Linked DNA regions of Mus musculus: region 2 is linked to region 1. A link is a loop called in an ENCODE intact Hi-C map of the cell type or tissue named here. Cell type or tissue: heart. All regions are shown on one strand. Region 1 overlaps Mdfic (MyoD family inhibitor domain containing). Region 2 overlaps Mdfic (MyoD family inhibitor domain containing).

Region 1 (2,500 bases):
ACCAGGATAGTAGAATTTGACCTAAATTAAACCAAAACATTGTTGACACATGCTATCTGCCTGTCAATAGAGGTAGATGTGTACATAACGTACATTCACACATAAGTGCATATGCACAAACATGCATGTGAACACGTATGTATGATTCTGCATGTAGACATAGAAACATCCCCACCTATCTTAGAAACCACCCCGTGATCATTTCTTCTCAATTATAATTAAAACATGTTATGTTGCCAATTACTTTTTATGGATTTGCGTGTATTACAGATTAAATAGAAAAATGAATATTAACTAGGGTGTCACTTCATTGCAATGTCTATTTTATGAACTCAGAAAACTGGTGCTTATTAAAACAAAGCACTACTAAAAAGTATAGGTTCAAATTATGCAGCACACCATATGTCCTCCTCTAAGGAGAAAAACCGAGGTCTCAGTCCATGCTCTCGGGGAAAACAAGAAAATTATATAAATTCTAGAATCTGAAATAAATCCCCCCAAATTAAATTATACTCAAAGATATTTTCTCAGAATATGAATGGTTCTTAAGCGTTTAAGTGTCTCTTTTTAAAAATAATAAAATAGAAAGAAAGCTTTCCAACTTTAAAATTTCCCCAGAAAACCACTATTGTGCTTTAATTCTTTGCTAATTTAAGACTTTAAAAAAAAAAAACAAACATAAGTAGCTCGAGCTGTCTTTTTTTTTTTTTTTTTTTGCATTTAAATTTTGTAAGAAAGATATTCACAAGGCACATTCCTGCACTAGACTCTGTGTGGCCTATTTATTCAAAGTGTTTCATTCCATATGGATTTCTTCTTTTATTTATTACTTCCAGAAAGGATTTTTTTTTCTCTAATAAGTTAGCAACTCAGGGGCAACAGATTTGAAATACAAGCCTTCAAATCACAACCCCTGGGGGGCCACCTTCCATATTTCTTCTAGAAGGACTACAGAAATGAGAAAAACTCAAACATCCGCCCAGCACAGGAGCCAACTCGGGGTGTGAGCTACAAGCAGGTGGTCCACAGAGGTCAGGGTTAAAGTTCACGGAATAATTTGGAAATAGTTCTCTGCTTGGGTCTCATCTAGGAAGCCTGAGAATACACCCTCTAACTAGAATGTAATTTCCAAAGCAGCCACTCCCTTCATTTTCCAGGGCTGTTTTATTCTCAGTGAAGAAAAGTGCAAACAGCCGCTTCACATTGCCAGATATCGGTCCGTTATAAAGTACCCCCTAAATGTCCAATAGAGAAAGCAGCAGGCTTCCTGGACAGTGGAGACAGCCAGTGAGTCACCAGCCCACAGAAACTCCTCTCAAGAGCAGATAAAGAAAACGCAGTCAGATTCAACAGTTGCTCTTTGCACTTTTGACTTATGCAGCTGAGCTATCCCATGGAGGACTGGAAAAAAGAGTGGGCTGTGCGTTTGAAACTGTTCCCACACCCCAGCCGTCTTTTTCTTTTCTTTTTCTGATGCTCTCTCCATCCGTCCAGCCAACCTAGCGCCTCAGTGGGAACACTCACATCAATTCTGTAGAAGCCAGCTGTCCTGTTCTTCCACGGCACTCAGGGAGCCACACAGCGCTCCTGGAACAGGAGCGAGCCAGAACTGACTCATGGCTTATGTTCACTTCCAGCCTTGTGGAGATTTGAGCCACCAGCTCCCTTTCCAAGGCCTATTGTTATTATAAGATCTGCTGAGTCTCCACAAGGCCCTGAACAGTAAAGCAAGAGAAACACACCCATCTCACCTAATGTGGGAAGCAGACATTGACTTAAAAAGAAATGACTGAGGACGCTATTGGAAAAGTTGAAGAAGCAAAGGCAGACAGACAGCTTCATGGACTCCTAACTCAGAGAGATAGACTGGCTTTTGCTATCACGCTAGGAGACTTCTTGATGTGGCTGTGATGGAGTCACATTTAGCATGCTCTAAGTTCTTCCACTTCGAATGTTTCTTATACACCCAACAAGATAGCCTTCATCTACAAAAGCATGACTGGGAAACTAGCAGAAGTAAGAGGCTCTGGAATTTTTAATCCTCACTCTGAGTCAGATGGTCACTCACAAGTATTTGAAAATGCTTGCCAGCTCAGGTTTCCCCTGCTACTACAGGCTGTGGCTATTATTTTCTCAAGTCTATTTAACTGCCAATGGTCACCGCAGCACTCCCATAGGAGGTGATAGACCTCCCTATCTCTACATTCTTTCTGGGAACATTAGTAGCGACCTAAACACGTGTTCCCAAATGCTCACATGGTACACACTGCATCATTAGCTCAGTAAGGAAACTATTCCCTGCAATATTTTTGATTCATGTCTACTTACCCAGGAAAGACAATGGGAAGAACAATTCACTTTTAATCCTGTCTTTTAGCAAGATGAATTCTGTGTCTAGGATGAGCGCCATCAAGCAGCAAAAAAGCTTTGTAACACATTAATCCAAATCTCCAAATCCTTGTGCCACAGTGTATTTGGAGTTTTGCCTTAGGTGATCTTA
Region 2 (2,500 bases), 46 kb before region 1:
AAAATATGTAATGTAAGGTTGAGTATAGCTTTGAATAATAAATTCTATAATACTTTACTTAGTCACAAAAAGCATTTTGAAGAATTTCTATAAAGCTCAGAAGGTAAAGGTACTTGCCACCAAGGTAGGTGACCTAAGTTTGATTCCCAGGACCCATGTGGTAAGAGAGAACTGACTCTGATAAGTTTTGCACTTCACAAGTGCAACACACACACACACACACACACACACACACACACACACACACTGCCCCGTAAGTAAATAAATATAGCATTTATTAAGAAAGCATTGTTTTGTTTGTAAGCAGTCTGCATACTTTGGTAATAATGCCTCTTATAGTCAGGACAAAACAAATGTGAAAAAGTCCTCTAGTTTTAATGAAAATAAGTATTTGAATAAAAATGATGGAAAACTTCTTTCCAGATGCCGAATTTAACATTTTCCCCAATTTTATTTTCCAAGCTACATTTATTTCACAGCTAAAATTTTGGCTCGCCTCTTGTTACTTATGTCTTTGGTTTAAGAATTGTGCAGGGCATATTTCAAAAGAACTCGGTTTTTTAAACGGCAAAAGGCTCACAATGATGTGCCCACTATACTCTATGAAGTGATGATGATGATGATGACGATGACGACGATGATGATGATAAGTAAACTAATATACTGGCCAGTCAGTGAGAGTAGTCTATTACAGACACTCATGGAGTTGGCCAGGTTGCCTATATCCAAAATCCCCTGGCAGATAGAAGTAAAAACATGGCAAGAGAAGGCATGAGTCAGGCTAAGAATTTCACAGGACAGGGATCACGCACAGTTCTCTGGACACTTGACTTGCCAGGGCTTGGCAGGTATACAAAGGGTGCGTCTGCCATCCAAATTACATAAAAGTCCCAAACAAAGCTGTCACTGCAGCAGGGTCCTCTCCTGCAGAGGCAGGACAGCTTGTCCAGCAGGGGGCACTACGTCCTACAGGCAGGAGATGTCTGGTCTAGGGAAGGCCCAGGATGTGTTCCTTAGCCTTGACAGAAGGGACAGGCCCCAAGCAAAGAGTCACAGCAGTCTAACACACACATACCGGGCAAGATGAAGAGACAGGCAGAGTGAGCAGCTACCCCGGGACAAGACACCAAAGCACAATTCAAAGCTGTGCACAGGAGGTAAATCCTATTATTTATGGAATTAATTTGTGACTAAAGGATGGTTGTTAGTCTTTCCACATCACCCTTTCTCAGCCTGTCTCATCCATTCATGTAATGTGATGTTTTTCAAAGGCATCATCGCAAGCTTCAGATGAGCAAGACAGCATGACACTAAAATTACAAGGTATACGTATCGCCACTTGAATTTAGTCCCCCAACAATTCTGAAGGCAAAACAACCTAAGGACGGGTTGGCGAGTGTCCTAAATGTGACAGCCGTGGTTTCTGGCCTGCTAAACAAGACGTTCTGTAGGCGTGTCGACTACTTTAAATTGTGGGAGAGGAGATAAAAATAAAAACCCTCTCCCTGAGCCGCTTCACAGTTCCCTCCGCACTTCATCCCTGCCACCCCCCAGCTGAGCCTTCTCTCAGTCACAGCTCATTACTTACCACTGCCATTCACACTACAAAAGGCTAGGCTGTAAGTTTCCAGGTGGCAAAGGCTGTTTGTGTTTGTTTGAACAAGCACAACAGGGGAAACCCTACTTGGGGGCACACAGACAAAAGGACTGCAGAGAGGAATCATCCTCCTGTCCTCCCCAAGTGTCACAGTTGGGAAATGTCACATTATTTAGGAGGACTGTGATGCTAGGAAGCTTAGACTGGCTTTTCCAGTCTGGCTCTCTCACTAATGGATTAAGAAATCTTAAGCAAGTCATTTGTCTCTGTGTTGGTAGGCATACAGCAGAGGGTTAATAACTGCTGAGCTCTTTTTAAGCACTAAGACTCCATCACCATGGAACCTGTTATCCAGAAGAATAGATTTTTAAATCTAGCTAGGGGTCTTCTCTTGACCTTTTAGAGCCATTTTTATATTTATTGTAATATTCATTTCTTTTTTAAAAAAAGATTTTATTTTTATTTATGAGAAACACAGACACAAACACAGACAGAGACAGAGAGAGACAGAGAAATAGAGACAGAGACAAAGACAGAGACAGAGAAAGAGACTCTGCCACGGTGTGCAGGTACTCCACAAGTCCATAGTGCCAGGTCTCGCAGAGCTAGGTTTACAGGTGGATGAGTGTCTCCTGCTGTGGCCGATGAGAACTAAGTGCAAGTACTCTGGAAGTGTTTTAAACCTTTGAGCTGTGTCTCCAACAAGTTCCCAATATACATGTTCACTTATGTGCGTTCATACCTGTGTGTGTGTTTGTGTGTGTGCATATGTGCCTGCATATGTCTGTTTGTGTGTCAGTGTGTGTGCATATGTGCCTGTGTGTGTCTGTCTGTCTCTGTCTCTCTCTCTCTCTCTTTCTCGCTCTCTCTCTCTGTGTATACACAAATGAGTGGCTGTGGGTA

The links. Peaks named below come from ENCODE experiments on the same cell type or tissue, not always from the same donor. Only the 100,000 strongest peaks of a DNase experiment are listed, where the experiment ranks them.
Region 2: it touches region 1 in a loop (2.3-fold over the local background); 2 of 42 quality-filtered maps call a loop at or near these places.

The regions. Positions count from the first base shown.
Region 1 is chr6:15,742,519-15,745,018 of GRCm38, reverse strand. All of the region lies in intron 3 of Mdfic (MyoD family inhibitor domain containing), which reads right to left. Among named protein-coding and RNA genes, the nearest start is that of Mdfic, 23 kb to the right of the region's middle. In heart, no CTCF peak of the experiment used is centred here; a DNase peak (open chromatin) is centred at 1,438; H3K27ac peaks cover 947 bases.
Region 2 is chr6:15,788,758-15,791,257 of GRCm38, reverse strand. The region is part of intron 4 of Mdfic (MyoD family inhibitor domain containing); the gene reads right to left. Among named protein-coding and RNA genes, the nearest start is that of Mdfic, 69 kb to the right of the region's middle. In heart, a CTCF peak has its summit at 943 (motif pointing right); a DNase peak (open chromatin) is centred at 937; H3K4me3 peaks cover 415 bases; H3K27ac peaks cover 262 bases.